Linked DNA regions of Homo sapiens: all the other regions are linked to region 2. The links are chromatin loops, found by intact Hi-C in ENCODE. Cell type or tissue: CD4-positive, alpha-beta T cell. All regions are shown on one strand.

The links. Peaks named below come from ENCODE experiments on the same cell type or tissue, not always from the same donor. Only the 100,000 strongest peaks of a DNase experiment are listed, where the experiment ranks them.
Region 1: it touches region 2 in a loop (4-fold over the local background); 4 of 110 quality-filtered maps call a loop at or near these places.
Region 3: a loop joins it to region 2, with 3 times the contacts of the local background. A loop is called at or near these places in 3 of 110 quality-filtered maps.

The regions. Positions count from the first base shown.
Region 1 is chr11:13,771,453-13,773,952 of GRCh38, forward strand. No RefSeq gene overlaps it. Among named protein-coding and RNA genes, the nearest start is that of LINC02548, 12 kb to the right of the region's middle. In CD4-positive, alpha-beta T cell, CTCF peaks have their summits at 1,191 (motif pointing right) and 1,392; a DNase peak (open chromatin) is centred at 1,209.
Region 2 is chr11:15,073,539-15,076,038 of GRCh38, forward strand. CALCB (calcitonin related polypeptide beta) reads left to right here and starts at 55. Exons shown (of 5, transcript NM_000728.4): 1 at 55-125; 2 at 1,172-1,266; 3 at 1,523-1,660. The coding sequence starts at 1,181. RefSeq lists an enhancer at 957-1,458 and a silencer at 1,501-1,550. In CD4-positive, alpha-beta T cell, CTCF peaks have their summits at 1,548 (motif pointing left) and 1,748; DNase peaks (open chromatin) are centred at 383, 1,203 and 1,563; H3K4me3 peaks cover 1,693 bases; H3K27me3 peaks cover 684 bases.
Region 3 is chr11:14,299,625-14,302,124 of GRCh38, forward strand. The region is part of intron 1 of RRAS2 (RAS related 2); the gene reads right to left. Among named protein-coding and RNA genes, the nearest start is that of RRAS2, 58 kb to the right of the region's middle. In CD4-positive, alpha-beta T cell, a CTCF peak has its summit at 1,281; a DNase peak (open chromatin) is centred at 1,267.

The DNA.
Region 1 (2,500 bases), 1.3 Mb before region 2:
GGGCTCAGTTCTCCCTGATCCTGTGCAGTTTTTTTCCTTATTTTCATGACTCAGAAGACTATGAGTTCTCTTATATTGCCTTTCATCAAATTACCCAACCTTTCTTTCTTTTTCTTCTTTTTTGAGACAGTCTCGCTCTGTCACCCAGGATGGAGTGCAGTGGCACGATCTCAGCTCACTGCAACCTCCGCCTCCTGGGTTCAAGTGATTCTCCTGCCTCAGCCTCCAGAGTAGCTGATACAGGCTTGCACCACCACGCCTGGCTAATTTTTGTATTTTCAGTAGAGATGGGGTTTCAGCATGTTGGCCAGGCTGGTCTTGAACTCCTGACCTCAAGAGATCTGCCTGCCTCAGCTTTCCAAAGTGCTAGGATTACAGGCGTGAGCCACCATGCCTGGCCTTTCTTCTTTTTTAAGGCAAAGTCCTTTATTTCATGTAGAATTTATTTATTAAGCACTGAGTGAGCATACTCTTTAAACTGTGCTGGTATTTTAATTAAGATGTTATTACCTTTGTTAATGTTCTGGTTGCAAAGCTGCATATGTTTTGAATTGTCTGCCTCAATCCTATTTTCCCTACAAGTCTTAATTATTTTTAGTTTGCAATTTTATAGAAAGGATGTTTCTCTTTTCCCATCAGAAATATACATATTTGATTACTGCAGAAGTACCTGCATTTTCTTTATAGGCAGAGTGATAGCCATAGATGTGCTGACTCTGGACCAGGTTGCTTTGATTTTCAATCATTTCTTTGCTTTTATAGAGTATCGATAAAGTTCAACCTGACTTCTTATAACTTTCTTGTCTAATATTTAAATATAAAGAACACATACCTGATTCCCAGGTCCTACGCTAAACCCAGAAGCCTGTCTGGAATCCTGAATCAGATTTTCAACCTGGGAGACCTAGCACATGCCATGCCTCTCAGCATCCAGGAGGGGCCTTTAAGCAACACCATGTACACCAACAAGGCAGCATAAGCAGGTGCTACACACTGTAAAGGAGGCGGGATGCAAGCAGCTGGAAAATCATGGTACAAAAAAAAACACCCAATGTCTGCAAATTGGGTAACTCTCATTAGCCCTAAAAAGCTCATTTTCATGGTTAACTAGTTAAGCAGCTGATTAAAGGCACAAGACTATTTAGGCACCTGCTTATTTGTTCATTTTCTTTTAAACTTTGGACAGGAGATGGCGCTCTTGAATGTAATTTGGCAGAGGATCACTCAGCATTAGCGCTACAAGGACAAATTCAGCACCTGCAAATACTTCCTTCTTAAACTGAGAAAATGATTTGGATTTTCTGAGGGGGAGAAGAATGCAATTTTAAAACCAGCTAGAAGTTGAGTGGCTAAGAACATAATAGCACCACCTGTCATTTTTAATTTGGATTTAAAAATTCAATTAATGCTGATTAGTGGTGGGGACAGGTGCAGCCCCAATGCTGTGATGTTAAACGAGGAAGTAATAATATTTTGAAGTTGAAAAAGTCATTTGAGGAGGAACCAGTTTTAGAGCTTACCATAATAGAATAAAGACAGGTTGGTACACTGGAGTGTGGTAGACCTGGATTTAAATCTTGGAGACAAATGCCAAATATATCAGCTTACACCTTCCAGATGTGCCTTAGCAGGTTATCTGAGCCCCTTATAAAGCCACTATGCCCAGAACTGAGTAATGAGGGAGGAGGTCTTAAAAACCAAAGAATTTACATCTTCAAATACTGCGTTTTAGCAGTTTCCACCTGTATTTGAAGAGCTAGTTCTAGAATGCGGTGGCTTGAGGTCTGAATCTTACATGGAGATGTCGGGGCCAAGAGAGTGGAATCCTAAAATAGAATTATAGCAAACACTTATTGATGGCTCACGGCATGCCAAGCTCCACAGGAGGTGCTCTGAATGTGTTCTCTTTTTTAATCTTTATAGCAACATCAGGAGGTGGTTACTTTTATTATCCTGTTTTACAGATGAGGTAACAGAGGCTTAAAAGGGCTAAATTACATGCCCAAGGTCAGAGAGGTAGTAAATATTAGAGCTAATAAATTATTCATCTGGTTGTAGAACCCACACCATTAATTACTATGCTGTACTTAAAACCTTCTGAGGGCTTTCGAAGCCATGGAATAAAGGCCAGACCCCTTAGCCTGACACTCAAGGTCTTTTATGAATCAATTTCAAGCAAGAGTAGATCAGAGAAATGGCAGTGCTATTATCTGAGGCCATGCTAAGGCAGTGACCACTGATCATCATTACCAAAATTGTTCTGGAGCAGGCACCCACAATATGTGAATGTTTATTCATAATTTACAGGTCCTATTGTCAATCCATACATTAAAAATTATTAGACCTTAATTTATTTCTAATTTTAAATAAATTAGATAAATAAATAAATAAATAATGTCTAATAGTTCCCTCCTTCACTCCATCAAAGGTCTTTCTTATCTGTTGCTGTGTACACTCTGGAAATCATTGGTTTAAGGTAAGGCCAGCTCTATCTAGTTCT
Region 2 (2,500 bases):
ACCCCCCCCCTCCAGCTATCTCTGTAATAAGAGCGGGGTCTCCGCGGGGAAGGCGCCCACAGCAGGTGTGGTGTTCATCCCGGGTCGACCGGCCGCTCGCGCTGCCCTGAAACTCTAGTCGCCAGGTGAGGAACTTCCCATTCCCCATTCCGCTCACTCGAATAACCTGCTTCTTCGACTAGTTCATCCAGTTTGCTCCATCTGCCTGTCTGCCTCTCCGCCGCCATCTGGTCCTACCTTACAGCGGTGGTCCTAGCTCTCTTCCAGGCCCCGTAGAAGGCGAGCGGTTAGGGTTGTCCTGGCAGTTTCTCCTACCAGTGCGAGAGGAGCCCAAGCATCCCCATGGCTCAGCGTGGGCGCTGGAAGCGCAGCGAGCGGAGGTAGGCGGGTCTGCAGCCCTGGCGTTGGGGCCTGGCTGAGCGCAGGATTCTGCAGAGTTGGGTCCGGGAGCGCCCTGCGCCGTCTTTGTCCTTCGGGAGCATGTTTCGTTCCCGGGAGGTCGGAACCCTGAGCTTTCCTCTGAGGCGCCTCCCTGGTGAGCCTTCCCGGGATTCCGGTCCGGATCTAAGGCAGTGTTGTTAGCGGACTAGAACCCTGGGCGCTCACCTCGCGGAGCTGCTGCTCAGCATCTGCTGCTAAAACGCGCTCCGGCAGAGGGCTGGCTTTGCGGGCGAGTCCTGAGACACCCGTAACTGGCACGTTAAAAATTTTTCCCAGTTCCAAGACTGAGAAATGAGCGCTCCTTTCCAATCCACCCTTCCCACCTTCCCCTCGCATGCGTTGGCGCGAAGCCCAGCAGAGGAGAAGGCGAGAAGGGGAGAGCAGGTCTACAGCAAGGTGCGTCCACGCCTGGTTTAGGCATAAATCAGGGCAGAAGTGTCTGTTTGTGTGCACGGGCGCGTGTGGCTTCTCCCTGGCCTTCAACAAAACAGAACCAAAATTCATCCTTTCTCTCCACCCTTCCCCTAGGACACCTTTTTCCGCTCTATCAAGCCATTCACTCACTGCAATGTGTCTCTTGAGATTCACAGCAGCCCTTCCTGCAAATGAAGGGAACAGAGGCTCAGGCAGCTGAAGTAACGTGCCTAAGGTCACATGGCAGTTGTGGCAGAGGCAGGACTGGAACCTAGATCTGTGCTGGTGCAGTAGTAACGTCATCCTTCCTTTACAGAGAGGCGGCATGGGTTTCCGGAAGTTCTCCCCCTTCCTGGCTCTCAGTATCTTGGTCCTGTACCAGGCGGGCAGCCTCCAGGCGGCGCCATTCAGGTGAGACAGCCTGGAGCCAGAGGCGCCTTCTGCTCCCACTGCCCCTAGGACCAGACAGCTCTGTGCCTCTGAAGTCACGCGTGGCTCCTGGTGAATCAGTGCCCACAGGTGGACCCTGGCCTCATGCCCGTCCCCTGGGAGTCGCGGTGGCCACATCCCCAGGGGAAGAAGCAGAGACCAGGAAGCCTGGCTGCCTATCCTGGGGAGGGTCAGTCAGGGGCTCACAGCCTGCAAGGAGTTTGCTTCCCTTCCACAGGTCTGCCCTGGAGAGCAGCCCAGACCCGGCCACACTCAGTAAAGAGGACGCGCGCCTCCTGCTGGCTGCACTGGTGCAGGACTATGTGCAGATGAAGGCCAGTGAGCTGAAGCAGGAGCAGGAGACACAGGGCTCCAGGTGAGGTTCCCCAAGCGCCCAGCACAGGGACTCCTCTCCCCGCAGCATACACAGGAAGGTGGATCCCAAGAGGCAGGAGAGAACACACTGGCAAGGGGTCCAGCAAGCTGATTTGTCCAGCAGGCTCCCTTTCTCAAGTTCCAAGGGAGACAGAGGTCCCAGTGCACCTGGAGGGACTGTGTGTGGTTAGACACAATAAAAAGCTCCGTTTCTGAAAGCTGTTAGAACATAGATGTAGAAGCTTTTTCTAGACATAGAAAAAACTCAATTTGTGAAAACTGATAGAAAATGAAATGGGGAGGTGTGGAATCGTTCACTGTGGAAATTGCTCTTGCAGTACTGGGAGATCTCCTAGCATTGGATGAGTTAAGACTGGTAAGGGTGAAGTCAGGAATAGACCCAATATCTCAGAAAGTTTTAGAAATTTCACATGTGCATGCCATTCTTTCATACCTGCAAGAAGCCTTCATTTCACATTTGCAAGGTGAAGATGAAGCCCTTGCAGGGGGTGGGGACAGAGCAGTGTCTGAGGTAGGTTTGAGCCTTTAGATGTGCAAGCTCTGTGGAGATGTGCATGTTGTCATGAGGCCAGGGAGAGCACCGTTTCCCAGACCCACATCCTTGTGCATGTTGAGCCTGAGCAGAGACCAACCCCTGGCCTGCTCCCAGCACTGCTGGGCAGAGGCATGTGTCACACCTACATTCACCCCGAGAACCTCTCTGTTGAGCATGAAGGGCTGAACATCATGGGAATACCAGAAAAGATCATCCTTCCTCATTCAGCCCTTCTCTACACTGCCCTGGCCCACTGACCCTCTCACCTCTCCTAATGGAGTGTGT
Region 3 (2,500 bases), 770 kb before region 2:
TCCTTGCTCTCTTGATTTCACTCACTCATTTGTTCAGTGATCATGTATGAAGCACCTACTAAGTACTCCATAAAGATACTCCATAAAGACAAGGTCTCTATCTTCAGAGTCCAGTGCCTTTTATACAACCACCAGTAGTTGAGGTATTACTGGGGGCAAGAGAAGGATTGGGGCATTTTAAGTCTATACCCAAGCCAAAAAACAAACAGCATGAAGTGCCAATACCATGCTTGTTCAGAAGGCAAGAGAAGTTAGACAGTTAATACTACAGTTATGTACAGAACTATGTATGCGTTCACTTATCAACACAGCCTCAGCAATTTGCCAGAAAAGAAAACAGTCTCTCTCCTGAAATTATAAAAAGTTACCAACCACAGCCCAGAAAGGATGTTCTGTAGCAGAAAGAGAAAAAAAGAGGAAAAAAAAGCAAGCACAGTATTGCACTGAGCTAGACAGTAAAGGTTCAGGCAAGGATAGGGAAGAAGGGTGGACCCAAGGGCTCAAAAGAGTACACTGAGGGGAAAGGAAGGGTGGAGGATGGAGAGAGCACATGTTTCCTGATAGACATGAAAGGATGTGTGCAGAAGAATCCTAGTCAAAAGACAAGGAATACCCTCCCATTCAAAGGGCAGCATGCCTTCCCGGTAGTATGGATGGGCAAATGAACTTCAGTTTCTTTAACATTGTCAGGAGATGTGGAGAAACATTTAGGATTAGGGAAGCTATCACATTCAGACAGAGATAAAATCGGGTCTGGCAAGCCTGGGCAACCCCCATCTCTACAAAAAATAAATTAGCCAGGCATGGTGGCACGCGCCTATAGTCCCAGCTACTCAGGAGGCTGAGGCAGGAGACTGAGGTCAGGGGATTGCTTGAGCCCAGAAAGATGAGGTTGCAGTGAGCCATGATGGCACCACTGCACTCCAGCCTGAGCAACAAAGCAAGACCCTGTTTCCACCCCCGCCTCAAAAAAAATTGATCTGGGTAAGTTTGTCAGAAGCCCCTAATAATGCCAAAGTATAATATTATGCTGGGATAAGCAGGATAATCCTGCTTACATGCCACTAGATTGCATAACAGGAGCTCGGGCTGGCCTCCTAAGGAGAACTGCCAACTCAGTATCTCCCCATTCAAAGAAGCCACGTTAAGGAGGAAAAGAAGAAGGAAGGAGAGAAAAAGGGGTGAGTTGCCCTTCCGCCTTCAGTGGTAAGGAGTGACAACACACTTTCTTCTGACACCAAGCTATTGGTGAAAGTGTAGTTCCCAAACACTGCCACAGAGTGGTGCCTGGTCTACACCCTGGGACTGGTAATTTACTGGAAATTCTAGGAAACTCAGTGAATCCAGCACACTGGTTAAGTCTACCACCCTTGCATAGAAAAAGGATAGGCTAGCTCTAAGGTACCACTGGGGAGTTGTAAACAAATGGAGGGCAGTTCTGAGCACAGCATCATTCTCAGGAAAGTCGTAGGAGTTCTCTAAAACCATAGGGTATAGAAAGGGGAAGGGAAAAGGAAAGGAGAGAACGGAAACAATAAACAAGTGTAGGAAAACCCTGAAAAATACTGAATCTGGGCAACGTGTATATGGTTGTAGGTTCTCTGGACTTTTGTATATATTTGACAGTTTTCATATTAAAATTAATTTTTTCTAAATCTGGTGGTAGCACATAAGGAAAGAGACAGTGATCCTTTTTTAACCCTGAGCTTTCACCTCATTCTACTCAAGACTACACATCATGTAGAAGGCTGATGTTTTTTCTTGCTCAGAATATTTTCCAGGTTTTTTTCTCTTTTCCCCCTCCCTCTTTTCTCCCTTCCTCCTTTTCTCTCAACACCACATATATCTTATCTACTTCGTCTTTTATTTTTTACTTTTATTGTCCATTTCTTCCCCGACCGAACTAGAAAGGAACTCCATGAGGGCAGGGACTTTGTCAGAGAAGTAAAGTGACCTGCTTAGTGCTTAAACATCAAATAACTTTGCTAATCTGCCTCTCTGAAAGTAAAACACACTCACACTCATCTTCCATTCCTGCTTCCACTGATCCCATCGAAAGTGACATATCCATAGGCCAGGCATGGTGGCTCAGGCCTATAATCCCAGCACTTTGGGAGGCCGAGGCAAGTGGATCACCTGAGGTCAGGAGTTCGAGACCAGCCTGGCCAACATGGTGAAACCCCGTGTCTACTAAAAATATAAAAATTAGCTGGGCGTGATAGCGGGCACCTGTAGTCCCAGCTATTCAGGAGGCTAAGAAAGGCAGGAGAATCGCTTGAACCCAGGTGGCAGAGGTTGCAGTAAGCCAAGATCATGCCACTGCACTCCAGCCTGGGCAACAGAGCGAGACTCTTTCAAAAATTAAAATAAATAAATAAAATTCATAAAATTTCAAATTTCTCATTCCCTTATTGGCCTATAAAACAAGGAGTAAATGTACCACACACATACACACACACACACACACACACACACACACACACACACCAAAAACCAAGAC